Linked DNA regions of Homo sapiens: region 1 is linked to region 2. The links are chromatin loops, found by intact Hi-C in ENCODE. Cell type or tissue: dorsolateral prefrontal cortex. All regions are shown on one strand. Links, peaks and the distances in the headings refer to the core of each region. The heading gives the core; the rest is flanking DNA.

Evidence for each region. Hi-C counts contacts between places; a loop is a spot of excess contacts. Peaks named below come from ENCODE experiments on the same cell type or tissue, not always from the same donor. Only the 100,000 strongest peaks of a DNase experiment are listed, where the experiment ranks them.
Region 1: a loop joins it to region 2, with 4 times the contacts of the local background. A loop is called at or near these places in 1 of 110 quality-filtered maps.

What each region holds. Positions count from the first base shown.
Region 1 is chr1:60,559,670-60,575,698 of GRCh38, reverse strand. All of the region lies in intron 4 of LINC01748 (long intergenic non-protein coding RNA 1748), which reads left to right. Among named protein-coding and RNA genes, the nearest start is that of LINC01748, 55 kb to the left of the region's middle. In dorsolateral prefrontal cortex, for the core only: no CTCF peak of the experiment used is centred there; no DNase peak of the experiment used is centred there.
Region 2 is chr1:60,649,668-60,665,696 of GRCh38, reverse strand. LOC101926964 (a long non-coding RNA gene) reads left to right here. Exons shown (of 6, transcript NR_110628.1): 5 at 2,672-2,712; 6 at 4,227-6,066. Among named protein-coding and RNA genes, the nearest start is that of LINC01748, 35 kb to the right of the region's middle. In dorsolateral prefrontal cortex, for the core only: no CTCF peak of the experiment used is centred there; a DNase peak (open chromatin) is centred at 7,673; H3K27ac peaks cover 1,446 bases.

The DNA.
Region 1 (16,029 bases), core at 4,785-12,784, 91 kb after region 2:
TCTGCCCTACTACAGATATGGAAATGCTCAAGGCAATGTTACAGGAATATTGCCCAATGTCAGGAAACCTAAGTTTGGGCTTTGGGGTCAAACCTTTCATTTTCATGGCAATGTTTGAGAAAACCTAAATGAAAAGGGGCTGAATGTTGCCCTCACGTCACACAGAGTACAGAGTGGACAGAGGGCTGCAGTGTGACCAAAAAAGACAAAGGACTTTCTCAGTGAGTGAGTACAAAGGGGCAGTCACTGTGTGGGGCATATGTGAGGAAGCAAATATCCTTGAGGATACTTTTGATTAAAAACAAAAGAAACCACATTTTCTTTATCCAGTCTATCACTGATGGGCATGTAGGTTGATTCCCTGCTTTTGCTATTGTGAATAGTGTTGCAATGAATATACGCATTCATGAGTCTTTGTAATAGAATAATTTGTATTCCTTTGGGTATATACCCAGTAATGGGATTGCTGGGTCAAATGGCATTTCTGTTTTTAGGTCTTTGAGGAATTACCACACTGTCTTCTAAAATGCTTAAAGTAATTTACACTCCTACCAACAGTGTATAAACATTCCTCTTTCTCCACAACCTTACCAGCATCAGTTATTTTTTGACTTTTTAATAATAGCCATTCTGACTGATGTGAGATGGTGTCTCATTTTGGTTTTGATTTGAATTTCTCTAATGATCAGTTGGAATGAGGATGTTAATGGAACACTATGCAGCCATTAAAAAAAAATGAGTTCATGTCCTTTGCAGAGACATGAATGGAGCTGGAGGCCATTATCTTCAGCAAACTAATGCAAAACAGAAAACCAAATACCACATGTTCTCAATTATAAGTAGGAGCTAAATGATGAGAACACATGGACATATAGAGGGAAACGACACACACTGAGGCCTACCTGAGGATGGAGGGTGGGAGGAGGAAGAGGATAAGGAAAAATAACTAATGAGTACTAGGCTTAATATCTCGGTAATGAAATAATCTGTACAACAAACCCCCATGATGCAAGTTTACCTATAAAACAAACCTGCACATGTACCCCTGAACTTATAATAAAACTTCAAAACAAAACAAACAAAACAAAATAAAGCCTCTAATTAAAATGGAGAATGAGTAGCTATGGAGACAAAGGCTTTTCTGTAGATACTAGAGACAAGAAGGAGGCCCTGTTGCTTCAAAATGCTGAGGTTCCTTGAGAATGTCAGTGTAGCCTTCATAAAGCTCCGGATTTCTCTCTTTTGGGGCCATGAGGGGTTATTTGCTAATCTGGAAGTTGGCATTTCGGGTGAACTGGATTTTAACTCAGCTCACTCTTCATTTTTTTGATGGCCATGGAGAAGGGATAGTGAGAGATTGAGAAGTGGAGGCTCTGAACTCCTTGTGGAGCTGTGCTCACCTCACCCTCCACCTGGGTGAGCAGGAGTTGCAGATCCAAGGGCTTTGGGCCACTAGACCTCTGGGTGGTGAGGACAGACTGTGCAGAGAAGTCATCAGCCTAGGGATGGCCTTACCACAAACTCTCTAACCCTGTGCTTTACACACTCCTGACAGGTAGAAAGTAAATTTGCATAACAAACTGTTTAAATATTCAATTTTTATCCAGCTTCAAGGCACTCTTTGTCCTCGGTAGTTCTAATGATTAGTGACCCCTTCAAAATCAGCATCATTTGTCAAATCAAATTAGCCTCCTTACTAACTGCAAGGCAGTGACATTCATCTTTTTGATGCTTTCAAACCAGTCGGAGGTAAAGTTCTCAGATGGAATGGGGCTTGGTATGCTGCATGAGTCACTTCCTCAATGAGGCAATTGTCAGAAAAATAGGAGACGTAGCTCTAAGGTAAATATTGTTGGGTCATTTGAAATGTATGCAGATTTGACATTTCCCTTCTGATTAGCATGTCTACACATTAAAGTTTTGTGTATGTCACATTGGATAGTTCAGATGCCAGGGTAATGTCAGTGAGCACTTGATAGAAACTTAATTTTGCTCCTGATGAAGAAAATGGAAGGATGAAGAGGAAAACCTAAGGTGAGAACCTTATTTAGAGTGTACAGGGGGTATTCAGAATAAAAAAAAAAAATGCTGGGAAGGAAAGTGTCATTATCTACTATGTGCCAGTTACTTTATTACCTAATTTAGTCCTTTTAGGGATATTGACCCCGTTTGAATAATTAAAATAGGTGAATCAACAGGCTTAATGCCAACAGATAGTAGAATAGTAGAGCTGAAAGTTCAAGCTCATGTGTGTTTGATGCTGAAGTCCATGCTTCTTCCTGCAGAGTGTTGCCTCCATATGATGCAAAATATCCAACCTAGCCCTGACATGAAAACTTAATTGAAAGTATCCAACAGTGGGTAAGCATCCTGACTCTGTCATTACGTTGCAAATTTAAAATTAGAAACTCAGAGCATTTCCTGGTACAACTTGTTCTTTTGTAAATAATGACTCTTCAGTCTCCACTTGAACACTTGCAGTGACCAGGAGCTAGCTTATGATTTCACCATTCATCCATGTCTATATTTATTCCTATGTCCCTTCATATACCAATAATTATGTCCTTCCATATTTAAGTGTACAATTGTATCTGCATCTAATTATGACTTTAGAGTATTTGCTCTGTTAGGGACTATGTTGTGTCTTTCACTTATTGTATCATTTATCATCACAAGAAGCCAGTAAGATATGTTATATTATTATGTAGACTTAATGGAAAAAAAATACTTGGACTTAAAAAAGATAAGTAGCTTGCCTGAGCCACATAACTAAGGAGCAGCATGTCTAAGTAGTACATCACCTCCCAGTTTCAAACTTTTTTCTAATACAGTGCTAATCCACAGCTCATAATATGCAGAAAGAGCAATATCAGCTTTTATCCTCAATTTGAACTTGCCTATCTAATCCTGCTTTCTTATTTTGTGTTGTCAAAATCATATAAAATATAGTACTTGTTCAAGAACATTGGCAAAGTGCTCCAACTAAATCCAGGCTTTAGAGATCATCTGTACATAAGGGCTACCGCTAGGCACTTTTCTCATACCCAGCACCATACATTAGATCTGGGGTTGGCAACTATGGCCTACAGGTCAAATCTTTGTCCATGCCTGATCTTTTAAATAAAGTTTTATTGGAACATAGCCATGCTCATTCATTTACTTATTGCCTTTTTTCTCCACTACGAGAGCACAGTTGAATAGTTGTGACAAGACCATATATCCCATAAAGCCTAAAATATTTACTCTCTGATCCTTTCGACAGAGTTTGCTAACTCCGCATTAGGACTCTTGCATAAATCTATCATGTTACCTATGGAAAAGGTGTACAAAAGGGATACAGAGTATCTGGGGGTGGCCATGCATGCTATAGAATAAGTTGCAGAGTAATTGCCAAAATAGTGTTTTAAGCTGGAGAACCAAGACAAAGAAATGGTATCCAAAGTGTATTTTAGTTCAAGCTCTCTGCTATTAATGCAGGGATTCTAAAATTGCTCCTGCAATTCTCACCAAAGGGTCAGAGGATATTAACTTTATTCACTTATCCTGAATCTTCCCTGTAAAACAGTGATTCTCTCTCTCTCTCTCTCTCACTGTCTCTCTCTCTCACTGTCTCTCTCTCTCACTGTCTCTCTCTCTCTCTCACACACACACACACACACACCACTTACTGAACCATGAATAAAAATCCCAAATCTACTGAGTCATAAAAGCTTGGAATGAAACCAGGACATCTAAAATTTCAAAATGCTTTATCAAGCAACCAATGTCTGGGTATCATTGCCACAAGCAACTACAAATATATCTAATTCCTTTTGCAGCAAGCATTTGAAGATAATTATCATTTTCGTGGCTTTACATACATCTACATGTCAATAACTTGACCTTGGCTTTTATCTGAGCTGTCACTTGGCGTTTCCACTTGGCATCTCAAACTTTTCCTGCCTCAACACAAATTTTTGATTCCCCCACCAAAATCATCTCCATTGTCATTGATGGCGCCACTCCCTATTCAGTTATTTAAGTTCATATTCTAAAATGTTTCCATGATTTTTTTCTCCTCCCATCATATCCTATCCACATGTAAGTCTGAAATATATCCTGATTCTGTCAACCTCTCCCCATCACCACCCTAGGTCAAGACACCATTATGTCTCTCCTGGACTATTATGAGACATCCAGATCTTGTCCTTGCTTGGATTTTTGAATCCTTACAATCCACAATCTATTCTCCCCAAGATAGTCATAGTGATCTTCCTAAAATTATGTCAAGTCATTTTGTTACTTAAAGCCCTTCAATGATGTTTCATTACATTTAAGAAACAATACAAACTTCTTACTGTGTTCTGCAAACTACACGGGCTGATGATTGCCTAATTTTGTGAATCCATCTTTATCACTTTTCTACTCAGTAATTCATCCTAGCTGCATGTGTCTTTTTTCTGATCCTTGAAAACTAAGCTCATTCACTTACTGGGGACTTTGCACTTGCTGTTGAGCCTAGAAACTTCTTCATGGCTGGTTCCTCCTTATGCGGGAGTCAGCTCGGAGCATCCATCGCTGACTACCCTATCTAAAGCAGCTACAGTAAATCCTCGCTTAACATCGTCAGTAGTGTTCTTGGAAACTGTGATTTTAAGTGAGACAATGTACTGTATAACAAAACCAGTTTTACAAAGAGTTAGATTCCTATGGCATACAGTACATCATTTCACTTAACATTGCAGTTTCCAAGAACCTATCAACAATGTTAAGTGAGGACTTATACTTTAAAGCAATATGTTGGTTTTATTGCAGCATCTTCTTCGAGTTTCCATGTAGCTCTTATCACTATAAATATTATTATGAAATTATCATGTTTATTTGATTGTTTATTATCTGCCTTTCTGCAAAAGAATACAAGGGCCACAGGAATACACCAAGTACCTAGAACAATGAGTGGTGCATAATTCTTGCTTAATAAGTATTTGTTGAATGAATACTGCTTTTCTCTTTAATGTTTTATTCTTCAAGCTAAATCTCCCTACCCTTTCAAACATTTACCAAAGTATACTATGTGACTACAGTGTGAATTGGTTAACTATAATCTGTTCCCTGGTCACAAACAACCTATTCCAGAGCAGAACTTTCTATACTTTCTAAGAGGAGAAGCTGGTTTTCACTTTCCTTTGCAAGCTTCCTATGCATTTAGTACAATATTGTATACATGGTGGGTATTGAATAAATGTTGATGAATGGACTGTATAATGACTTTGGGGGTCCATACATCAAGATTTTCTTGAAGGGCAGGTAATTACTTGTACTTTATATCTGACGTTTTAATATAACTGGTGGCGGTCATTATCCCTTGTAATTGCATTTGCATCCTAGTCAATTCTTTCAAAAAAAAAAAGGAGAAAATAAGCAGAATTACTTTGTGAGCAATCCACAATTGGATTTGCATTTAAAAATTGCCAAGTGAGCACTCCTGCCTGATGGCCAAATGAAATTAATCTCTCCTAACTCAAGGTCTCATCTATTTGGAGAGAAGGGAGCTGGACTCATGGAGTGCTGCTGGCTCTCTAAATGATAAAAGTCATCACTCCCATTATTTATATTTTCAGGGTGCCTATGATGTTCTCTCACTGTGCTAGCCAATGGGAATATAGAGATGGCTAAGAGATTGTCCCTATTCTTCAGTTCTCCAATTCTAGGTTACATGATCAGAGGCCCTGTTCCGCCTGCACACTACTTCACAGAAATGCCCCACATTCTTAATAAGGGCATGGGTCAGATGTCCATGTTCATAATAGTCTATCCCCTCTTCTGGACACAGCTGTTGGTTCATAGTTAGACATCTGGCCCAGTGCAGTTAGTTTATATTTCTCAGAAGTTCGAATTAAAGGAATAAAGGGTAAGGGAGTTGGCCCCTGAGTTGTGTAAATGGTAGAACACAGATGTCCATCTGTGTTGCTCAGGTCTCTGGGAAGGCTTTATTTTTGACCTTCTTGAGACCTGATTGTTCATTTTTGCTTTTAGATTTCAGTGAGGTCTTAAGAGAATTCGATAGGCTTCTGTTTCTTGCAGCAACATTTCCATAAGAAACAGCTATGTAGATGGGGAGACATACAAACCAAAACCTGTACTTCAGTGTGTTCAGTACCATAGTAGAGGTTTGGGCAGGTTGCTATGTCAACAAAGAGGGAGTTCCTTAAACCTGGTCTAGGAATGTCAGAGGAAGCTTGCAGGAGGCATCAGCTAAACTGAGTCATGACAGAAAAGTAATAATTACCTTGGTGAGAAATGGTAGGGAGAAGAAAGTCAGGTTTAGGCAGCATGAACAAGCCAAGTGGAATGCAAAAGAGCAGGTATATTCTGGGAAGCACAAGTGTAGTATGATTGGAGCTCAAATAACAAGATGATGAAGTGGTAGGTAAGCACATAGAGAAGCAGGTAGTAGCCAGACTACGGGGTGTCTGCCGCTAAGGTGTTAGGAGTGGGGGCTTTACCTTGTAGGCTTCTCACCTGCTGAATGACCAGTTTTGATCCTTTCTCTGAAGGGATCCAAACCACATCTTCAGGCACCTTTTAGTTATTTCATGATTCTTTCTTTAGGAGTGACCCAAGGCAAACTTACAAAAAGAAGCACATGGCATGTGGAAAGAAGAGAAGATTCAAAATCAGTAGTCAGGATTTGAGCCTCTTCTCTTCTGCTTTCTAGCTGAAAAATGTCGAACAAAGAATTCAACATTACTTTTCTGAGCCTCTCTTTCCTCTTCTATGGAATGGAAGTAATAAAATATCTACCTCCCAGAGTTGTAGTTCAGACCCAACACATATATTTTTAGTGCTCTATCATATGTTAGTTTCTGAACTTTGCTCTTTCTCAGGAAGCATCCCACTGAATTAAAAACATCTGTTGAGTTAAATACTATTGTCTCTTCAATCAAATGGAGAAATTGAGGCTAATGAAGATAAAGAGCCTTGTTCCATTTCATACATCTAGAAGTAGAAGAGCTGGTATTAAAAATCCTACCTGTTGGACTTTATATCAGGTGCTCTTTTCCCAAACTACAGCTGCTTTATAAAGAAGCAAATGATAATTTTTAAAACAACACAATAGCAAAGCCATGGAATCAACTCAGTTTCCCATCAACTGTGGATTGGATAAAGAAAATGTGGTACATGTATATCATGGAATACTATGCAGACATAAAGAAGAACAAAATCGTGGCTTTTGCAGCAACATGGATGCAGCTGGAGGCCATTACTCTGAGTGAACTAACGCAGAAACAGAAAACCAAATACCCTTTGTTCTCCCTAATAAGTGGGAGCAAAACGATGGTACACGTGGACATACAGATGGGAACAGCAGACACTGCGGACAATTAGAGAGGGGAGAGAGGGAGGAGGGCAAGGGTTGAAAAATGACACATTTTATTACCTGGGTGATGGATTCATTTGTACTCCAAACCTCAACATCACTCAGTATACCTTTATAACAAATCTACACATGCACCCTCCGATTCGAAAATAGAAGTTGAAAAAAACTGTATTTTCTCTAAAAAATTTTGCTTATGTACTAGTTGGTGCCCTTCAAGTGGGAAAAATCCATGCCTGCTGAACTGTCACCTCTTTTTTTTTTGGAGGGCTTCTATTTTTCAAGTGCCCTGTGTCTTCTTGGGCTTGTTTTTTATTCTAGACAAAATGCTTCCACACACTGGGGGCTTTACCTGGCCTGCTCATGAAGGCATCATCTGGGTCCAAACTCCTTATTGGCTACTTATCAAAATGGATCTTTCTCTGCTCTTCTTTTGCATTAGATTCTTGCTAAGAACCTAGAATTTGCCTGATAGATTGACTTACCCTAAAGTTAAAAAGGCTTTTATTAGCTTATTTTATGGCTCTATATTGTGTATTTCCTTTTAAACAGAGGTTCCTTAGAGACTCAATTCCTTAATCCAGCATTTCTTAAGTTTGCTTTTGGGAAGGTTAGTACAAGAAGATGGTCTCTTTAAAAATAATTCTTGAGAATCACTATACTGGTTAACATATTAAAAGAACCAAGGAGTCCTACAGATTTTTAAAAAGCCTTTGCTTATTGATACTCTTTGGTTTGACTGCCAATTCTCTTTTTGTGGATCATCTGCTAATATCTAATAAATTTAGCATGACACAGAACAAATGTTGAGAAACAGTCAATAAAAAACTGTCTTTGTGAAAATTTTGGCATTGCACTATCTGGAAAAAGTGATTTTTGTGAGTAGAGCCATGTGAGTATGCTTCTAAAAACACAACATATTGGCATTATTCTCAGGAGTAGATCCAGGTTTTGTGGCACTTGAAGATTATACAGTTGATGGGTGACTAAGAAAAAAATTACTGTGTTAATCAAAATTTAGGTTTTGAAAGGGGCCTGTGTAAGCAAAGAGCCCACAGAGTAAGCTTCATTGTCTGTATTGTCAATCTACAAAAGACTGACCTTTTTCAAGTGAGTATAAACCTGGCCTGGCTTATGTTCATGTGGTGAGTGAAAGAATAGTAAACCAGGAAGAAGAAGGCTTATGTCCTTGGTCAGAATTGTCCATTTTACTTCAATTCCCTAGACTCTGTGACTTTGGATAAGTCACTTTATTTCTCATCATCAGTGACTTTATTTTTAGAAAGGGGTATTAATTGTCCTCTGGATGATAAAGAGTCATTTTGAAATTATAATTAATGGGGAAGCATTTAGCACTATACAAATAGAGGTTATGATTCTTTTCAAAATGCTTATTAATTCTGAGGACTACACATATGTTAACAATCATTATTGCTAACATATCAAATAAAAACAAATCTGGACTTAAGTAAATGGAGATTTTATTTTTAAAATATTGCAATAGAAAAGGTAGACAATTGCAATAGATTAATGACCCTAAGATCTCCATCTCAAATGTCAGGCAGAGGACAGCTTTTTTTGTTCTTTATGGCAAGGAATAAACAAGGCTAGAAAGAACAGGTATGGGGCGTGGAAAGTGGGTAAGTGAGTGGCATGATGAGACAGTTGATATCCCTTCCCCTGTCTCCCCATTTCAGCTGATTTTCAGGAGGGGACAGTAAGGAGAGGTTGCTCCAAGTTCCATTGCTCAGCAGAGGATCAAAGATAAGAGACCTGGGGAGAGGTGAGACACTTGAGTATAGTTTAAGCAAATCAAATTGGTAGGCATTTTGTCCAGGTTGGTGAGTGGAAAGAAACAGTTAAGCTAATCATTTATGAGGCAAAGGGTGGGAATTTGGAGGATCTGTGTCCAGCCTTGTCAAAGGCAAAAAAGGAGTCATTCACAGGTCTTTTTTAAGTTATGTGCAGAAGAGTAGTTCTTTGCAGTAAGCTATTCTTGGGGTACATATTAGGATAAGGGAATGTCTTAACTTTTGCTGTTTTCCAGGAGCACAGGGCTCAGGTAAAGTTCAATATTATCAAATATCAACACCATCATTGCTTTTCTTGTGTCTGGTCAGTCATTCAAAATGCTGTATCTTTGGAAAAATTACTTAACTTTTCAGACCTTCAGTTTTCTCATCAGCAAAATGAGAATAATTATAATAATAACTAGCTCACTAGGATACGGTGATTCTTGAATGACCTAATGACTATGCAAGCACCTCATAAGCTATAAATATTGTGGAAATATTATGCATTTTTTTGTTGTCATTGTTAGTAGCTCTATAGGCTCTGACTTCTTCATTTATTTGATGCAGCAAAAATGGGGAAGGGATGAAACATTGTTTAAATGAATCCTAGATACCAGACACAGGGGTGCCCCATACTCTTTCTCTCACCAGGTGCATACAACCCTGAATTGTCATGTGCATGAAATCATCTACTTTCATCCAAGGAATATGGAAAAGAGATGGGCAAAGAGATAACTCAGCTACATTTGCCTGTTAATAATTGATTTATTTTACTCTGGAAGCAATTAGCTTGTTGTTCCATATAGTTTTTTTGAAAAAGGCAAAGGAAAAGATAAAGAGGAGAAAAAAAATCCCATCAAGCCCATATTGCACGTTGGCTGCCAACAATGTTTCTTTTAAAAATAAAATAAAATGTTCTGTTGTAGATTTTTTTTTTCCTTTTGGAAAGATACAGGAATTGCAAAGAGAGTGCCAGACAGCACTAGCATATGCTTATTTTTCTAACTCAATGTGGGCAGCCTTTCTTAAACATTTTGTATAAATATATTTATTCTCCCACTGAGACCTTGCCTGCCAGGTTCAGGAACAACTGAGTAAGCAGATGAGTTATAAACCAAGGAAAGAAAAGGAAGAATTGCCATGGAAATGCTGATGGCCCCTTTATTCCAGTTGAGTACATTGCCCCAGTATAATAAATTAGTGGTTGATGTGTTGATGATAAATCTATAGCAGTTTTCATATTCAAAGTAAAAGATATTTCACTCTGTCTTTGCTGCAGAAATAATCAGAAAGCAAGGAAATGTTGACATCCGGTGGGCAGGATTGAAAAAAACACACACACAAAAACCCTTTGGTGCACAACCCACATTTGCAAGCTGTCTGCATTTCTTGTATTGGCCTCAGCTTTGACAAATGTAAAAAAGTCACTAATATTTTGACACTCTCCCTGCCCAAGTCTGATACCAGCTGGCTGTGAAGCCACATATTCATTGTTCTGCTGGATTTTAAAGACTGGGTCCCAGCCAAAGGACTGGACTGGATCCATTCATTCATTTTGAAGATTGAAGTTGCAGCTTAACTGTAATGACCATTTCTCAACTCAATCTGGGAACCTCTTCCAAATCCAACAGATGCCTGAGAGGCAAATGTGCATTTGGATTGGAAACCACTCTCTCTGAGAAAGAAACAAAAGGTGATCCTTGAATCTGAAAACAATTCCTTGTTTTAAGAGCAACTATCATTCTTTATATTGATTGTGCCTTATTTTTAAAAAATGCTCATGTTATTAGAACCTTTGTAAAAATGCTTATCTTACTATTTTAAGTGAAAGGGAAAATTTAAATTGCAGATGCAGTATGACAACAATTATGGAAAATTATGCCCAGAAAAAAAAAATTGGCAGAAAACACACAAAATGTCAAAAACTTTAACGGGAAAGATCTTTAAGGTTATGGTGAGCTTTTTCTTTTACTTTCACGTACTTTTCTTCTATATCAAGTTTTACATTTATAATTGGGGAAAAATAAACTGTTTGTTTCTTTGGACATGTGCTCTGTTTCTTTTATTCTTACTGTATTTTGAGCTCTGGTGACCATATTGTTCTAGTAATCACAGGCAACTATTGCTCAAGTGAGCTACAGCCTTGGAAAATAAAACCATTCTATAATCTACAAAAAATTCTTTGCGTTCTACATCTAAAAAATGCTCCCCTGCTGTGTGTTCCTGCTGTACCATTTTTCCAGTCACTTAATAATTGGAGACATTAACCCTGATCACTTGCAAATTTTCCATTTAAATTTATTTTTAGGTAAACAGATGCTTGGGAAAACTGCCACCATAGGGATGTAGGAGAAAGGAAGTTATAACTTGATCCTGAAATCATTTGAGGGAATTATTTCCAAAGCATAATAAGACGCTTATATATTTGAGTGTCAGAGTAATCTGGGAGAATGGATTTATATTAATTTTTTCATGTAAATATAGTGTGTCTTTATTATGTGCAGATCCTATGTGAAGGCTTTGTTTGTACTATTTCATGTAGCCCTCATAAAACTTTATAAAATATGTAATGTCATCACTTTTCAGTTGAGGAAACTGATACTTAGATGGATTAAAAATTTGAAACTCCACCACTCTGATTCCAGCTCATGCTAGAATTTTACGCTTTAGCTATTGGCTTTTGTAATCAGGAAGACTTGCCTTCTGATCTCAGTGCGTCAGAAGGATCACTTAGAAGCTGGTGACTCCAGTTTTCTCATCAGTAAAATGGGGACAAGAAAATCAAAGACAAAGGTAATAAAATCCGTGCAGTTGCAAGGATGAAAGTAGTTAATGCCATCAGCATCAGTTGGAGAAAATCCCTCTGATTCCAGGGCATCTCTTCCAAGTAAAAACTACCAAAATGAGCTTAGAGATAGGCATCTCTGGAAATGTTTCCTTGTCCTGCCTGTAAAAATTTGACAGTATTTCTCCACAGACTGTAGCCATATCCAACCCCCTGGCTCGCACAGCACTGATTAAAAAACGGATTGCCAGCAGTCATCTGTGATTGTCTACCATGAAGTGCTGCTCTTCTCTTCCTCCACCCAATTGCCCCATGCACTATTCATGAGTTCTACAATATTCCAAACTTTAATTTCCACAGATTAATTCTCACTAATTATTCACCATATGAACCTTCGCAGGAGAATTCCACTGGAAGCTCTTCCATCCTGAGGCAGGGAAGGCAATGTCGAATCGTTTTTTGATTTCAAGTGGAAAACAAACTAATTATGTGGAAATATGATAATAGATTGCGCTGCAGGGACCAGTCCTCTGCAGGCTTCAAAATGTTTGCTTATGATCAGCTCTTCATGTTATTTCTTCCAGGAGGAGCTGCCCTTTCATAATACATCAACATTATTGACTGGCCTGTGATTCCTTACTTGGAGTTAAGATAATTTGCATAATTGTATATTACTTCCGTCTGGTAGAAACAAACAAGATGTTTGGGTGCTAATGATCAGGCAAGCAGCGGTGACTGCCGGGAAAAATAGCATTAGTAAAGTCCAAAAACAACGAAGAACAGCTTCTCTCCTTGGCATCTTTCATCACTTTCTTTGACGTAACTCTGTTCCACTTGGCCACAGGCATTGTTTCTTATCTGGTTGTCCAAGCTTAGGAGGTGATCTGGCTAGACATATATTCCAAATCTGCAAAAATATAAAGCACTGTTAGGCTGTGAACTTTCATACTTTGTATTTGCTTAGGTCACTTCTTCTGCCTAAGCATGAATCTCTTCCTTCTTCTCTCTGGCAGAAATGGTCTTATCCTTTGATAAGGTCTTATCAGCATTTGTGCTGATCCTCCTTTTGATACCCCCCAACTTTTCCACCTACTGTGCATCATTCTTGAAAGGAAAACCATATCAAATGAACAGAGTAGATACAGGAGGCACAAAGTAGGTGCTAACCACATACATTCTCACTCATTCAATTAATAGTTTTTGAGCTTTACAATTTGCTAGTTGTATTCTTGTCACTTCGAATAGAGGAGCTAACAAGTAGGACAAAAACAAATCCTCCTTTCTTTTAATTCAACAACACTTCTCTGTTGTAATTCATATCCCTATTTAGCAATTATTCATTTGGACTTGTAGTACATCTGATAGAGTGATAGTTTACTTGTCTCTATAACTCCATGACCAGACACACAGTAAGTGCTAAATAAATGTCTGTTAAATAGACTTGATATTTCAAAAGAGTGGATCATGCAACCTATTTGATGTATTAAATCAAGTATACAGATAGGGGTACATTACTTGCCAGCTCTATATGATTGGTAGTGGCTGCATCAAATGCTGAGAAAAGAATTTTGAGGCTGTATATGTTCAGTGGAAAAGTTTTTTGTGATTGATTAGTAATGTCTGCAATGAAAATATTAATGGAGAATAGCAAACCACATGTCAAGTGATTATTGCATTCTTGCTAAAAAAAATTTAACCTTGGGCATCTTCAAGAGACTTAATAGCTATACATACGTGCTGGAGAGGATGTGGAGAAATAGGAACACTTTTACACTGATTGGTGGGACTGTAAACTAATTCAACCATTGTGGAAGTCAGTGTGGCGATTCCTCAGGGATCTAGAACTAGAAATACCATTTGACCCAGCCATCCCATTACTGGGTATATACCCAAAGGATTATAAATCATGCTGCTATAAAGACACATGCACACGTATGTTTATTGCAGCACTATTCACAATAGCAAAGACTTGGAACCAACCCAAATGTCCAACAGTGATAGACTGGATTAAGAAAATGTGGCACATATACACCATGGAATACTATGCAGCCATAAAAAAGGATGAGTTCATGTCCTTTGTAGGGACATGGATGAAGCTGGAAACCATCATTCTCAGCAAACTATCTCAAGGACAAAAAACCGAACACCGCATGTTCTCACTCATAGGTGGGAACTGAACAATGAGAACATGTGGACACAGGAAGGGGAACATCACACACCGGGGCCTGTTGTGGGGTGGGGGGACGGGGGAAGGATAGCATTAGGAGATATACCTGATGTTAAATGACGAGTTAATGGGTGCAGCACACCAACATGGCACACGTATACATATGTAACCAACCTGCATGTTGTTCACATGTACCCTAATACTTAAAGTATTAAAAAAAAAATGTGTTCAGTGGGTGGAGTTGATGAGTTTTTCAGGTTGCCTACAGTTCAAGTGTTAAACAGGTTATGATCTACCAAGATGGTTGCAATATTATGGTTTTGGACATTAAACCCTTGAAATAAAACATTTTGATTTACTCTCTATGGAAGTAATAAGATCTGCCATTATTGGGCTAGACACCTTCCATGTATTATCCTATTGAATTAGTCCCAGCAACACTGCACATTAGGTAATTTTAATCCCATTTTACTGATGTAGAAACCAAAGCTCAGAAATGTGACCAAGATAAAAAAGATTATGAATGGAAAATAGAAAATTTAAGTCCAGTTTGTCCTGACTCCAAAGTATATGCGTTCCCCGTGTATTCCCAAGGCAAATTGTTATTTAGTTCTTCCAGTCTAACATGTATTGCTATGCATTTCAGAGAAAGTGGCCCTTTGACCTAGTGGACAATGAGACAAACAAATGTGAAGCATTCCAATGATTGTGGTCTTTGTGGGTGCTAGAGGAGCAGGGACCGTCTGTAAGGGTGTATGTGCAGACAGATTGAAGTGGGAAAGTGGCTTCAAATAGAAAAAGGTTGAAAATGGAAAATAACTCCTTTCATTGAGTGTATTTTTCATGCCAGGAGTTGGGTTACTTACTGAATGGTGAAGACTTTTAAGGATGAGCATTATCATCTCCATTTCTCAGAATAAGAAAATACAAGCTCAGATAAATTGAGTAACTAGATTAATGAAAAGAGGGATCTAGTTTATTCTATTTGTCCACTACTGTATCCCTAATTCAGTATCACATCTTCTGCCTGGCACAAATTAGACACTAAACAAACAAATAAATATAGAGAAATATATATATATATATATATATATATGAGATATTTATTTATTTATTTATTTATCTATCTATCTATTTAGAGACAGAGTCTCGCTCTATTGCCCAGGCTGGAGTCAGTGGTGCAATCTCCACTCACTGCAACCTCTGCCTCCCAGGTTCAAGTGATTCTCCTGCCTCAGCCTCCCGAGTAACTGGGACTACAGGTGCACGCCACCATGCCTGGCTAATTTTCGTATTTTTAGTAGAGATGGGGTTTCACCATATTGGCCAGGCTGGTCTCGAACTCCTGACCTCGTGATTCGCCTGCCTCAGCCTCCCAAAATGCTGGGATTACAGGTGTAAGCCACAGTGCCTGGCCAAGAAATATTTTTTTTATGAAAAAGGTTAATGAGAAATAATCCAGGTTTTGGCCAGGCACGGTGGCGCATGCCTGTAATCCCAACACTCTGGGAGGCCGAGGTGGGCAGATCACGAGGTCAGGAGATCGAGACCATCCTGGCTAACATGGTGAAACCTTGCCTCTACTAAAAAATACAAAACAAACAAACAAACAAAAAAGCCAGGCATGGTGGTGGGCGCCTGTAGTCCCAGCTACTCTGGAGGTGGAGCTTGCAGTGAGCAGAGATTGCACCACTGCACTCAGCCTGGGTGACACAGCAAGACTCCATCTCAAAAAAAAAAAAAAAAAAAAAAAAAAAAAAAGAAATAATCCAGGTTTTAAATCCAGGTCTATTCAACTCCAAAGCCTGTGCTATTGCTATCATGCCAGGCACCCCTTGGGGAGTTTAAAATGTGCTTGAGACTTTGAAACAAGTTCCATCTTTCCAGTATAACTTCTTACACAGCTGCATCAATGCAGCTGGATTTT
Region 2 (16,029 bases), core at 3,611-11,610:
TTTACTTTCACAGGGAGGGTATGCATTTCTAGGGAGATTGGCAAAAATTAGTCTCTCATTGCTGATATTTCAGGAGTAGTGTAAAATGAAGCAAGCATTATTAAGCAGTGACAGGCAGTTTTTACAGCCTAATCATCATGAAGTGTTTGCATTACTCCACTCAGAATAACAGAGAATGATGGAGGGGGCTTGAGTTCTTGATAAGACATAGAACAGCCTTGGCAGCCCTGGATGCCAACCTCTGAACTTCTTGATTGAAGGAAAATCATTCCTAACCGAAATGGATGCCAATATTTTCCCCTGACAATGTACTTCCTCCAGAATCATGGATGTCAGGAGAATAAGAAGAGAAAGTGCATCTCTACCAGAAATAAAAAAAAAAAAAATTAGCCGGGTGTGGTGGTGGGCACCTGTAGTACCAGCTACGCAGGAGGCTGAGGCAGGAGAATGGCGTGAACCCAGGAGGCGGAGCTTGCAGTGAGCTGAGATCGTGCCACTGCACTCCACCCTGGGCGACAGAGTGAGACTCTGTCTCAAACAAAACAAAACAAAACAAAACAACAACAACAACCACAACAAAAAAAAAAAAAAGAAGAAGAGAGAGTATAAATTTAGAGGTTATGGGGCCAGGAGTACCATAGAAATACTTAGCAGTGGGTTAACTCTCATAAAGATATAAGGAATACGGTGGTCTGGCAACTGCAAACTAATCTACTCACCAAGAACATGACTTTGCAGAGGAATGGAACGAGGAGGTCTGTATAAAGTGTATTATTTCCAAACCAAAGTTTAGTTAAGACTTAGATGAGTTTAGCACCCAGGTTACCCTCATAAGTCCCAGACTATGGCCTCCCTGCCTCGCCCTCATCACCTGTGGCCTGACTAAGGATTTTAGTTCTCAAGTACACTTAAATTTAGTGCTTAACCCTGCATTTCAAGAAGATTAGTTGGGATCTGATGCCATCAGATCCTGCCATCCCCTCTTCTTATGGAGCTAGATTCAGACAGACCTCTTTGATTCACAGTGAGACCCTTCTATGACAATGATGCATCCCTTCCTAAAAGGCCCTGAATCTTTTCTCCACCTTTGAGACTCTTCCCTACCCCTGTTTGTTTACACAGGCCTTCATGACACCCCTACTACATGGCCTGCACATGCCTTCCTCATTTCCCCATCCCCAGTGCTCAGCGTGTGGCTTGGCACACATAAGGTGCTCAGTCTGTATAGAATGACTACATAAAATGACTTAGTAATTTGCTGAACTGGCTCCATCCTGGAGAAAAGACCAACTCCTGCTGCTCTGATTAATTTCCCTGCTTCTCATTGGCTTAAGTTTATGGCTACATAATCAAAACCACCCAGGACTGGGATAAGAGATAGATGCAACTCTTCCCAACTGAGGGAATGAGAGAATGGGACATGCCAAACATAACAAGATGCAGAGGAAAAGAAACAAGAACCTGCTATTATTACCAAATATTTCCAGTATTGGATGTTTTTCCTAAAGGGAAATTGAGCTAGGAGAACTCTACATCGGGGAGATGAGATAGTTGTTTATATTGGAAATGACTGAAGAGAGTAAAATAGATTGCTTTAAATCTAACATTCTGACATATATTGATCAAAACGTGATAAAATAAATTCTAACAATAACATTTCAATGGTAATTATATCCATGATGATTACTACAAACATCATTACATCACCTCCTCCTTTGCTACCACTATCACCACCATTTCTTGGACATCTATTATCTGGGACTAAGCTTCGTGATTTTACCAACATTACCTGATTTGATCCTATAAACTTGAGAGAGAGAGATCTCTTTTGCCCCAGGATCTATTTTCAAGGGAATCCAGCCTAAGATGTCAAGCCTTATGTTAGGCTAAGGATATGTTAGCCTATCTAAATAGGGATATTTGAGCTACCTGACAAAAACGAGTACAGTTATGGGGATAATGGGTTGAACAAATTTTAATACAATTTATATTTTTCTTCAAATTATGAAGGTAATACATTTGTTATAGAAAAAAAGAACAAAATTTATTATTAATAAGAACTCATTTTCTCTCTTCCTCATTGCCTTTCCTCACTCACCCACTCACAAATCCAAGTATTCTTTTTTTAAAAAAATTTATTTTTATTTTAAGTTCTGAGGTACATGTGCAGGATGTGCAGGTTTATTACATAGGTAAACATGTGTCATGGTGGTTTGCTGCACCTATCAACTCATCACCTAACTATTAAGCCCGGCATGCATAGCTATTTAATCCAAGTACTCTTAATGAGCGAAAGGTTTGATAAATTCATTCCCAAAGAGACTACTAGGGGACTTCTGCATTACCTTTTCCAGAGAGAAGTTTAGTCTCTTGCAGAAGTACTAAACTCCCAAGGCGGAGCTGGAACTAGAATTGATAGGAAGTTGAGGTAGAAGAGGCTCCCTAGTGGAGGAGACAGCTTTGAGTGAAGGTCTCTGAGATGCCCCTCGGGCTGCATCGTGGCGGCCCATTCTGCATGTGCTTCAGTCACATTCCAGATATGAGCATACGTGTGTACACCTGTGAGTGTGTCTGTGCATTGGAGAAGAGCAGTGAGCGCCATACAGCAAGAGATAATAAGGCACTTTTGCTGAGTAGTCCTTTCTACATGACCCTCTCCCTTATTTTCCAGGAAGCTCAAACTGAGGCAGAATCACAGCGATTTGGAAAATGGTGAGTTGCCAGCACCAGGCTTTCTCATTTTGGCTGGTGTCACAGCCACACTGAATATTTTCTTCCAAATTGTGAATGGGAACCCTTTGTCAGGGGAATTGGGTCCAAATGTGCTCACATTCTTACCTTTGCCAAGCGAAGCTTTTCATGACTACAGGATTGTTGAGGGATATGGTTTGAAAATAAATGTAGAGGTTCAGTGGCAAGGGCCAAGTTGTCATGGTACTCCACCTGTTTCTACTGCCTATGTCAACACAACAGCTACTGCTCTGAGCTTTGATGTTGCTGCTGAGGCAGGAAACACCATGGAGTCCTGAAATTCAGTGTGACACCTGTGAGTGGCTCCTGTGATTGCCTGGCAGGGCTGCAGACTGCACACATACATGCAAAGAGAGCTGCAGGCTCAACCTCTGCAATGTGACTCACATCTTAGGTGCTGCCAGGGATCTTGCTTCAGGTATCTAGAGATCTGACTTCAGGTACCCCGGAATTTGGCTTCCGGGTTGTTGCCAGGGGGCTGGGTAGTACCAGCTGCATGCGTACTAGCTGGGAAACAGCCAGCACCCTGGACTTCACCTTTTAAATCTCATTAGTAATAGGTGGTATGTGTGGTTGCTGCACAAAATGGACTTGAAATATCCAGGAAAAGTAAATCAAGACACCATTTCTTTCTTGTGGCTTGCTCTGAAAGCAGGATAACAGGCCTTATGTGGAGAGAGGTGTTGAAGATGAGTTGTATTTGTAATAGCAGTGAACAATAACAAAAATCCATTTCTGATCTGCAGACCTTAAATGTCTGGAGAGGTCAGATCAGATAAATGGCAGGAGTTCTAGACAGAGGGAAGATTTCCCATAGCCCAGCCATCCTGGGCTCCAAAGTGATTGAAATGAACTCCAGGGGCAGGCAGAGGAGACCCCAAAGAGGGGATACAGAGGGAGTGGGAGCAGATCTGGGTGGGTTGGCATCTGGGGTGGGGGCTTAGCTTAAGGACATTAGGCTTTAAATCTCATCATTTGACTTTTTCCCATCTTAGTCTTGGATTTAGAGACTCAAAGGTTTTTAACAGGAAACCCTCAAGATTGAGTGGCAGGAGGAGGCTATTTGTTTTTTTAAGTTTTGCTCTTTGGGTGGTAAGAAACAATGTGTCACCTTCATTACCAGAGAAAAAAAGGAGGTTTTCTTTAGGGAAACACTTGAATGGAAACTGAGAAGTTGTTGGGAAGTGAGGCAGCTCTAATGATTCCCCGCTTCTCCCTCATGGGCCTCAGTGTCCCACTACCCTCTCAGCGTTTGCTTTAGCCATAAGCACATCTACTCTATTCTTCTTTTGCTACCACCTGGATTTCGCATCGTCTTTGTTTCTGCTTGAAGCATCTTTGGCTTGCCCTTGGCTCTTCCTGATTATTCTGAGCCAGACTCTACCTTGGAAGCTGCCATTCCTAACATTATCTTAAGTTCTTAGCATTCCTTATTTCAACATTCCGAGAAAGGATGTCTGATTGTCTGCTTTTAGGTCCAATCAGCTATAGTGGAAGAGCAGAATCATTGAATATAAAACATGGAGATGTCAGCAGCAGGGGCTGTGAGCTGAACAGCTTCACTGGGAAGAGGATATGGGTGAGAAGGTACAGCAATGGGTACCTCCATTAACAGGTAAGCTGGATCCTCCATAGGAATAGGCACTAGCTGGTTTTGGATGAAGGTGTCGTAAGATCAGATACACTTTTGGGTGATCAGCATGATCTGGGTATGGACATGGCAGAGCAGGTGGAAGGGAAGGGACCAATATGTGTCAATAACCATCTATGAGCCAGGCACTTACCGGGAAGTATAATGTCTTTGTAGTTAGACAGACCAGTAGTGTCTGTTGCTCTGGAGGAAGTTACTTAAACTCACCAAGACTCAGTTTTCTCTGTATTAAAATGATGACACCTACCTCACTATCTGGCCATTGGGATTAAATATGAGAATATGTGTGAAAATTTATGTCATATGGTAAGCACTCAGATGTTTCCTGGTGGAACAGCATGGTGTGGATTAGGAACATCCAAACTCTGACATCAAGCTGAACTTTTGAAATAGAGGCCTCCCTGCTCACTAGTTGGGCAACCTTGAACAAGCTAGTTAAACTGTCTAGAGCTCAGTTTTGTTATCTGGTGAGATTAATAGCATTGAATGGTGTAAAGCACATTCTCAGTAAATGCTCATTATTATGATTATAGTTATTAATGTTTATTTAACTTTGAAATAATAATGTGTAGGAGCTCCTCAGGTAGATAATGGAAATAAGAAATTTCTTAGGTCATGGAAGCATGGAGGTATGGAAAATTTTGGAGAACAAAGAGGAGTCTGGTGAAGTAGGGTGGGGATACTGGGCAGATGCAAAGATTGCCAAGGGTTATATCATAAAGGCCGGGATACCAGCCTGGCATCAACTGCCTTAGATTGGGAAGATGCAAAACTGTGGTCTGGAGTCAGCCCTGCAGAAGCCTGTTTCCTGACTTTCCATCTTCAATCTCTTTTCTATGCAGTTACCAGAGTCATGTTTTGAAATCTCAAATCTGAGCATCTATCCTCAAATAGAGGCCTACATGGCTTCCAGTTCCTCCAGGAGAAGGTCCAAATCCCTTAAGATGACTTTAAGGCCCTCAAGTGTTCCAGGCTCTGTACGTTCTTGTGCCACAACTATGCCACAACAAAACAGTTTTTCCCCCATTTCTACTTTGTTTTTCCAGCTGTAGAGTCAAAGCCTCAAGAAGGGGAAAGGGACGAATGGACACCAGGTCATGTGCCAGGTAGCTGGGAAATGAATACTTCTATTTTCTATTCTTTTTTTTTTTTTTTTTTTTTTGAGATGGAGTCTCACACTGTTGCCCGGGCTGGAGTGCAATGGCGCAATCTCAGCTAACTGCAACCTCTGCCTCCCAGGTTCACAGATTCTCCTGCCTCAGCCTCCCGAGTAGCCGGGATTACAGGTGCGCACCACCACGTCTGGCTAATTTTTTGTATTTTTTAGTAGAGACGGGGTTTCCCTATGTTGGCCATACTGGTTTCAAACTCCTGACCTCGTGATCCGCCTGCCTCGGCCTCCCAAAGTGCTGGGATTACAGGTGTGAGCCACCGCACCTGGCCAAATACTTCTATTTTCATCTCTTAGGAAAGCATATGATGTAAATCACTGTTCCCATATTCAAATTTAAATAATGGCTTACCTTTCCGGGGATGTTTGTATTTGAATGAAGCAGCAAGTTTTTGCCACACTGTAATACTTTAACTTTACAGATATTTTGACTCCTTCTGTTTCTGATTTGCTTTCATAAATGAATAAAAATACATTATTTTACATCAAATTCACATGAGGTATTATTAATTGAAATAAAATAACAGAAAATTGGGAATGGCTATAACTTTCCATTATTAAATGTATTAGAGGTGAAAAAAATTGGTAAAGTTGAAAAATGTAAAAATCAACTAGGGAAATAGTAGTTTCTGGAGAAATAACCCAACAAAACCATCAAAGGCTAGAGCATGACATGGTAAAAAAAATTATTGGTAAAATATTGATAGTGAAAAAGATCATTTTGGAAAAATTTATAAATGCAAAATCGAATTAAAAAATTAGACTGGCCCAGGTGCAGTGGCTCACGCCTGTAATCCCAGCACTTTGGGAGGCCAAGGCGGACAGATCACCTGAGTCAGGAGTTCGAGACCAGCCCGACCAATATCGTGAAACCTCATCTCTACTAAAAATACAAAAATTAGCTGAGCATGGTGGCACGTGCCTGTAATCCCAGCTACTTGGGGGGCTGAGACAGGAGAATTGCTTGAACCCGGAAGGCATAAGTTGCAGTGAGCCAAGATCGCACCACTGCACTCCAGCCTGGGCAACAGAGTAAGACTCTATCTCAAAAAAAAAAAAAAAAAAAAAATAGACTTTGTGGAAATAATGGCCCCCAGAGAAAACTTACAAAGACAGAAACTTTTCTCATTTAATTTGATGTGGGCAAAAAAAATGAATGAAAGCTGTATCAAAAATAAATGTACATGGAAAACAGTGGATATTCATGAAAAATAATTTTAGTAAGATAGAAATAAAGATGATTAAAATACTACTAAATAGAAAATTGGTCCAAGAATTAAAATGGCTTAATTCTCCCAGAGAAATAATGTCTTTTTCATTCAGGAAAATTCACCAATACTGGTATAATTCTGGGGCAATGTTTGTATTTATGAGCATTGAGTTAAGACAATTTCTGGGTCACTACATTTTGATTGAATTCAGCAATTGTCAGCCAGAAATTGTACCACTCATTTACTGGGCAATAACACTATACAACTACTTACTAGAAAAGGAGCTTCTGGCTAAAATCTTTTTCTGAACCCAAGAGAATTGCAAGGATTTATCCATTTCTTCTGGGTAGATAGTTTGATTCTGAGAGTAAGCTGCAATGCGATGTGCTACTGACATGAGACCGTTCCCAATGGGAAGAACAGCAATCTCACTCCGTGATCTGGAAGCATACAGAAAAGCCTGTCTTCTTCAAAGGCATTTGGAGGTAAGCACCTCAATCCTGCTCCGACTGAGCTTCTTGGAGTGTCCCAAGGAATCGCCAACTCTCAGTCTCTTCTGTCATTCCCTTAAATTATTTCTCCTCTCTTCTCTGTTGCTGGGAACACAAATAGGACTGAAGGATCCTGGGGATTTGCTCCCTGCAGTTGGCAAAGCAGTGATATGATATGGAGTCTTAGTATTTAGAAGTAACACACATAGGGCACCTCCTCAATATAGCCCCACAGACATTGCCTGCTAATTTCCTTTGCTGCATCATTATCAGCACACAAAAGCATTTACTAGGATCTCTTTGAAAACGCTTCATTGTGACACTGGGCACAATGAAGGGAACAGATGTGATGGGCCAACCTCCAGGGGTTTGCAATCCAAGGCAGAAGGACAGACAGTGCAAACACACATGAGCGCTCAGGCATAACCTGCAAGCCAGGACACAGGTATGACAGTCGGGTTTGACACAGTGTGGGAACCACAGAGCAGCGGTCTTGCTTTTACATAAGGATGCTTCTTCTTACCACAGGGTTCCCCTAGGGCTCCTTTAACAACAAGCCCTCTTCTTGCATTTTTAATGGGATCTGATTTAAAATTATGCTTTGAAAATAACTTATGCGGGAACATATTGACTGCATACAGCTCATGATGTTGGTATAGGGAGAGGTGGCCAATACTGAATATGCCAGGCAAGAAATGTAAACTTCTGTTTACATAATACACAACCCAAGGGGCTCCTTCCATTGTGTAGAAGCATCAAAAAACCTGGTTCATTCTGTGCCTAGCAGAACACCTGGTCTGTGTTTGTTGGTCAAATAGTATTTATTAAATGAAATAATTAAATAATTACAAACAAAATGTCTACTCCATTCATAGGTAAGACGAATAAAACACATTTCTGTTTTCTACTTTTTCTTTCTTCTCCACCTTCCTCTTTTCCCTTGTTACTCCTTCTTTTTTTCCTTGCTTTTCTTCTCCTCTCCTTCTTCCTCCTCCTTTGATTCCTCTTCCTTGTCTTAACATTTCTCATTTTAAAGTGTGAACTTATTTTGGTATATGGTATAAATTGAGCCTTTGCACATTTTCCCCAGGGTGTTAATAACTTCCCTAATGCCACTTATTAAATAAGTGGTCCTTCCTCGGACCACTGATTTAAGTCTTTTCCTGACAGGGGCTCTAGTTTATCAATCTTTATGTCTCCAGTGCCTGCTGCAAAACCTAGAGATACTTGTGGGTATATGATGCTATATGATGTACTTAGGTTCTTTTTGGGTGTATGGTGTATTTGTGTTATGAAGTATGGTGTATGGCATATTTGTGTTGCCACACTTAGCACTTGTCATGGGAAGAATTATGCTTCCCCCAAACCAACTTCATATGTTGAAAGTTTTAAACCCTAGTACCTCAGAATGTGACTGTATTTGGAGATATTTTTAAACAGGTGACTATGTTAAAGTCATGTAATTAGGGAGGGCCCTAAGCCAATACAACTGATCTCATAAGAAGAAAAAATTTACACACAGCCATGCACAGAAGGAAGACTACATGAAGATACCGGGAGAAGACAGCCATCTATGAGCCGATAGAGGGGCCTCAGAAGAAGCCAGCTCTGCTACACCTTGATCTTGAACTTCCAGCCTCCAGAACTGTGAGAAAATAAATTTCTGCTGCTTGAGCCATGCAGTTTGTGGTACTCTGGTAGGCAGCCCTAATAAACTAACACAGCAACTATAAAAGTAACTTATTTTTATATTAGGGCCTATCTGTCTGTGAGCTATCAACTTCATTACTTTGAAATATCTGACTATGCTTTCAATAAGATTATTATATCATTTCAAATATGTAACATATTCTTAGAAAAAAATGAAGGAAATATAGAAAAATGTGAATTATGCTTATCTCTGACTGTGAGATTTTGGGTTATTGTACTTTTTTCTATGTCTCTTCCAGTGTTTTCCAGATTTTCTATAATAAGCATGATTACTTTTCTAAATAAGGAAAGTAGCTATTTAAAAGTTATATTAAGGTGCTATTGTGTGTATCAGATGGTGGCCTAAGAAGTGAAAAAGGGGAGGTTTGCATGTAGATAAGTTTTGCAACCTCTGAGGCTCCTTAAACATTTTTGAATTGCTGTAGCCTAGGCTTGTTTTGTAAAAAGTGCTTGTTGCTGAAAATGATGATTTGTTTGGATAAACCCCCTCCTCATTTTTTGGGTGGTGGGGGAGCTTTTTATTGCATAGTCACAATGGGAGGCATTGTTCACACAGACCAGCATCGTCATACTTCTATTCTTGTCACTGACAGTATTATTTGCAACTGCTTTTTTTCCAGCCTCTTCTAATTTCCACACTACCACTTATTGTATTTCATTAAAGCTGGGTTAGAAATGCAAGGCATATAATTAGATTGAGAACTATGCTATCGATTTGGTTTTCCATTATGATGTTATCACATGCACAAAAAAGTCATTTGGTACAATTGTTATGATTAAAACTACAAAAGAGATCTATTACATCAGACTTAGTTTTCAGTGCCTGATGCAGTGTAAAATAAGAGTGAGAGGGGTTGATCTGTTTATATTAGAGCTGCATATGCCATGTAACCATAAATGTCTGTAGGCTAATAATTTCAAAGGAACCTTTAGTAGATGAGAGGTTTTTTAGAAATTCATATTAAATAAAAGTCAATCAATACTTCAATACTCAATTTCTAAGGTGGTGGTGGATGATAATCCTTTTCCAGCTCTGCACTATGCAAAGACTCATGCTCCACATTTGCAGCTTTCTATTGCAGGGAGGCTAGGAGGGGCAAAGATGGATTTTGGCATTAGACAGAAGTGGGGTCAAGTCACAGTTCCATTGCTGCTTAGGAGAAGGCAGGATCATTATTTAATTCATATCTACCATGAGCCGGGCTTAATAGACATTATCTCTGTCAATTCCTACAAAGCTGTGAGGTTACTGGTTCAAGTTCATGTAGCTAGTAATTGATACGATTTTAGTTCCCTTCATCCCTAAATGTCCATGTACTCTCTGCAGTAATATTCTCTTTCTCTTTTGTTGAATAATGTTGGATAAGTTACTTAATGTTTCTGAGTCTTAGTTTTCTCATCTGATAAACAAGAACAATAACGTCCCTTCGTAAAGATGGTTTTGATTATTAAATGAATTAACATCTCTGTAAAACTGAGCATTGTGCTTGGCACATAATAAGTACCCAGTAAACACACTTATCTTTCTCTGCTTCTCAGTAAGTTCCCCCACAATCCCAGGGGTAACCTTGGAGTTATACTGGGTTAGAGGAATGACACTGATTTTCCTCATCTCTGCAAATGTAGGTAATGAAAAGGTTAAAAAAAAACAAGATCACTGATGTAGAAAGACCTTGTTTAATAGAATAATATGGGAACTAACTACAAAGCTTATCTTATAGCTATGCTTAAGTTGGTTTTGATAATCTACAAAATTGATTTAAAAGTATTTATTAAGCACCTAGTGCATCACAGACATGGGGGCTGGACAGATTCTCATGTACATGCTGTTTAATTTTTTTCCAACCACTTTCTGGGGGACATAGTTGAAGAAACTGGGACCCAGAGAAGGTGGAATAATTTGAGCAGTGACTTGGAGAATGATTACAGTTTCCACAAACAGAAATAAAGGTATGTACAGGGATCTTACATAAAGTGATATTGGGCTACATTTGATCTTTCTAGTTGTTTTGAGTAAAACAGTCAATTAGTCAGTTAAGTGGTGACTTAACTGCAATGTCTAGAGTAGGAGCTAGGTATGGCTGAACCCAAAAAAGGCTCAAATCAGAGTTATTGGATGGCTCATTCCTGTGACTTCTCTGCTTTGTTTCTGGTTGTCCCCATTTTCAGGAAAGTTGACTTATACCCCCATTTTCTCAGAAACATCAACATAAGGATAGTACCCCTTTTCTAGTCAATTCATGAAATTTCCCAAGACATTCTCTGATTAGACTTAGTTGAATTATGTGCTCATCCTGGATCTACTGCTGAAGCTAGGGTGATAGAATACACTGATGGGTCAGGCTTGGGTCACATGCCTAGCCTGGATTTGGGAGCAGAATCCACTTGAACAGAATTCATGGATGGAGAGTTGGGAGGGGTGGTGTAGCAGATACTCTCAGTGTTCTGCCCATACTTCCTAGGATCTCAGCAACATTTCCCTATATCTTTTTGTCAGGCAGCTGCCCTCAGGTTGTCAGAACCTGCTTTGCCTGTGCCCATGGAGAGCAGAGAATTTATGTGTCCCTAAAGGCGGCCCTTAGGAGTGGTAAGGGTGGGGTATGAATACTCTAGCTCCTTTCTCTTGGTGGAAACATCTCTCTCAGGTGTGTTCTATACTGTTTCTAGAGCTTCTCTGTGGAATTGAGCTAAAGTCATCTACTTGGGTTTATGATACTAAATATTTTCTAGTTGCACTTAACCACACCCTTACCGGTTTTCTTGGGAATAATTCTAAATAAATCACTTTCCCATGAGTCCTTGTTACAGGGTCTGCTTCTGGGGAACCTAATCTGAGAGATTTCTCCAAGGAAAAGTTGGGTACCTTAATTAGTCAGTTATTGCTGCACTAGAGCTAAATAAAAGACATAAATATCTAAGGCACTTACTGGAATAAACATCTTATTTCCGCTAAGAGGTTGGCTAGGGAAGCTCTGCTTCAGAGTATGGGTTGAGTATAAGCCTGTTCCACATGTCTTTTGCTCTGGGACCAGGCGTTGTGCAGCCCATCCTTTTCTCAAGACAAAAGCCAAGCCAAGCAAGGACATTTAAAGCTTCACTTCTGCTCACATCATATCTATTGGCCAAACATTCCATTGGCCAAAGCAAATCACATGGCCAAGTCAAGCATCAGTAGTCTGGGGAATATTCTTCCTCTACTCTAGACACATGGAAAAGGTTATGCATACTAATTCTATATCAGGAGAGAATGAGGAATTGGGAACTGTAACCCAATCCGCAACATTTCAATTGGAAGAAATTACTCCGCAGGCAAGAAATATTTTTCCTCCAGGAGATACTCTGCAGGCATAACCAGCAGATGTCTACCCTGATTTACAGTAAGTCATGTGTGATAGGCTGAGTAATGGCTCACAAAGATGATCGTGTTGTAATTCCCAGAACCTGTGGATATGTACCTTGTGTGGCAAAAGGAACTGCACGGATGCCATTAAAATATGGATCTTGAGATGGGGAGATTTTCCTGGATTATAGGTTGGCACAATGTAATTATAAGCGTCCTTATAAGATGAAGGCAGGAAGTCAGAAAGGAGAGAAGATGTTGCTCTGATGGCTTTGAAGTTGAAGGAAGAGGCCATGACCCAAGGAATGGTGGCAGCTTCTAGAAAGTAGCTAAGGCAAGGAATGGATTATTTCCTGGAGCCTCTAAAAGGAACCAGTCCTGGCAACACCTTAATTTTAGTCCCATAAGACTCCTCACAGACTTTTGACTTCCAGAACTAGAAGAGAATAAATGTGTGTTAGTTCAAGCCACTAAGTTTATGGTAATATTGGCTGGCAATAGGAAACTAATACACCACGTGGTTTACATATTTTAAAATACTTTAATCCTGTAAAGTAGACATTATTTTTACCATTTTAAGGCTGAATAACTTGAAGTTCCAATACATGAAATGATTGGCCCAAGGCCATATAGGTGACAAGTATCAGAGTTAGCATTCAAATGCAGGTCAAACTTCAATATTAATGCCGTTGCCATTGAAACACTATTTTAGCTTCTGTTTTCTGCTAGTGAGTAAATTAAGGAATGAACTCAGAGAACTCTAGACCATTCTTAATTCAGCAGGAGATGGGGGCAAATGAAACTTCTTCAACAATTGCCCTGGTCTTTGTGGTAGAGACTATATAAGTCTTTCCTCAAGTTTGTGACACATACAGCGATGAGCTCTTTGGGAATGAAGAGAAGGTGCCTCTGAGTATGGTGTTATGGCCTGAATTAAGTCTTCTCAAAATTTATATGGTGAAGCTCTAACTCCCAACCTGACTGTATTTGGAGATAGAGCACCTAAAGAGGTAATTAAGGTAAAATGTTGTTATAAGGGAAGGGCCCTAATTGAATAGAACTGGTGTCATTATAAGAAGAGGAAGACATGAGGCATGGGCGTGCACAGAGGTAAGATCATGCAAAGAGGCAGCAAGAGAGTGACCATCTGCCACCCAATGAGAGAAGCCTCAGAAGAAACCAAACCTGCAGGGACTTTGGTCTTGGACTTCCAGCCTCCAAAACAGTGAGAAATAAATTTCTGTCGTTTAAGCCACCCAGTCTGTAGTATTTTGTTATGGCAGCCCAAGCAGACTAAATACGGATGACATCTGACCTCTTTTGCCTTTCTGGAAGCTTCAAATCATATTAGGTTTGTTCTTAAAGTTTTAATAATTCATGCCTTTTACAATGGTAAACATTTGTACTTCATTTAAAGAAGACAGCTGTGTAGATTAATTCAAATTGATGTGATTCGAGAGCAGGCTATCTTTTCATACCGTAAAGAAGAGTGAGAGAAGAAAAGGTCTCAAAAATGTGTAGGCAAGTAGGGAAGTGTGCTGTAGAGAAAGTATCAGGTTTTTTGTTTTGTTTTAATACCCCTGACACTGAATGGGTATCATAAAGTTGTTCTTTTCACATTAGTATGAGCAGCGGCAGGGCCGCAGTCGACATCCTGAGGGTCTTGGGAGAAAAAAATGTGTGGAGAGTAATTTAACCAGAAAGAGGCTACCGCATTCTCAAAAAGACATTAAAGAAATTGCAAACAGGCAAGTATAAAATATTTATTGCACTCCAACTCTGGGCCATGCAAGGTGTGGAGTCATCTATTGAGTTACTATTTATAGAGTTTTTATTAATGAGTTGTAATAGTTTATTAATTAGGGCAATTCTAGTTGCAGTAACAAACAAATGCCAATACATTAGTAGATAAGCTTAGGAGAAACTTGTCTCTCGATCTGAATATAGTCCAAGGAAGCATTCCTGTAGGTGGTAGGATTTTTTTCCATGTGGTGATTTGGCGATCAGGGCTCCAATTTTTTGCTCAATGATTCTTGAGGAACCTTCTCTAGAACAAAGAGAAAAGGGGGGAAATGGCACACTGGCTGCCATTTTCATAAGTGATGCTCTGTACTTCTTGCATTTCATTGCTGAGAACTGGTCACATATCTTTAAAAATTCATGTTTTTTTTTTTAACTATGTGGAGTTGTCTTTGGAAAGCAGCTGTCCAGGCAGGTACTACAAAATCCCCTCTTGTGTAACGCAGAAACCATATTACAAGTACTCACTAACAACAAGTGAATGAAAGTGATGTACGTCACACCTGAGCCAAAATGGTTAAAAGTGGGTATAGTTTTTTACCCTCTTATTTGCTTACAGCGGAAGGCCCTGGGACATGGAAGAACCCCTAAATAAAGGAACCTGGGGTTCTGAATGACTGTATAGAATGCTTCCTTCCTCATTTATCAAGACTACCTGCATTTTACTGCAGGTGAACTGGAATAAACTTTTATTGTGTTTGTCAACAAAATGTTGGAATGGCCTTGCTACAGTGGCTAAGATCGCTCAAACAAATATTCATGGCCTCATCTGAAAGCAAGAGATGATGGTAAATATGATCTCAGGTTGGCCAACCACTTCTCATTGAAAGCTGTTTCAATACTTTGGAAACAGGAGTGCAGCTTTTAGGTGCTCAGTTAGCTGACTCTACACAAACACCTTTCACAGTGCCTGACTTTACTGAATGAATAAATGAATGGCCCACATTTAAGTGGATGCCCTCCTCTGGGAAGCTCTGTGCACGTTGATGTAGCTATTAAAAATTGACTACAGGACTTTTTACAAACATGTTAAGCTATTTATATACGTTATTTTATTAATACTGGTGATAATCCAGTTAATTAAATTTCATTTTATTGCATTCATTTATTTTTAAAATTGTGTCTTCCTTTTTGAACTGTGAGATTTTTGTTGTCACGATTGGTGCCCTTGGTTGCCGGTGCAGTGCATAGCACATGGCAAAGACTCAGTGTCTGTTGAATGAATACATGCTTGGGCAGATGGATGGACAGATACAGGATAGACATGAGGCCAACTGTGTGTGATATAGGGTCTAAATGCCAGGACCGAGGGGCAAAAAAGAGTAAAAGAAAAATAAATAGGCATTTTCACTAGGTGAGGAGTGGGTGCTGGATGGTAAACTGGCCTCAGGCATTGGGAGAAAGTCCAGTCAATAACTTCAAGCACAAATCAGAAATATGTGGTTTGGGGCAACAGTCTAAGCAAGGGATGAGTAGGTCTTCAGAGCTGAGGGATCTGGGAGTTGTCTTCAGGTCCTTCAGGCAAATACTCATGAGTCTGCTAGGCTAGACATTTCTGGCCTAAAAAGGTGCTGATTTAGTAAAAAGTCATGTATCTAAAATGTTTGGTTATCTAAGATTGAAGAGTAATCAGACATTTCTGGCTAATGTCAGCACTTTATATTTTTCAAACATCAGATGTATGATTTAAAGTAATCATGCTCCTCAGTCTAGTTCACTCTCATCATCAGTCTTCGTAGGTGCCCTTTAGGTTTTGCTATATTTTACTACTTGCTCTTTTTGTTCTTTCTCTCCACCTTTACCATCTCTTCCCCCTCCTCAATTACCACCACAATGGTATATTTGATATGTGCCCTCTAAACCACCTGTCACAGAAGAGGTGGTAGAGCACGCTGTTTAAGAAT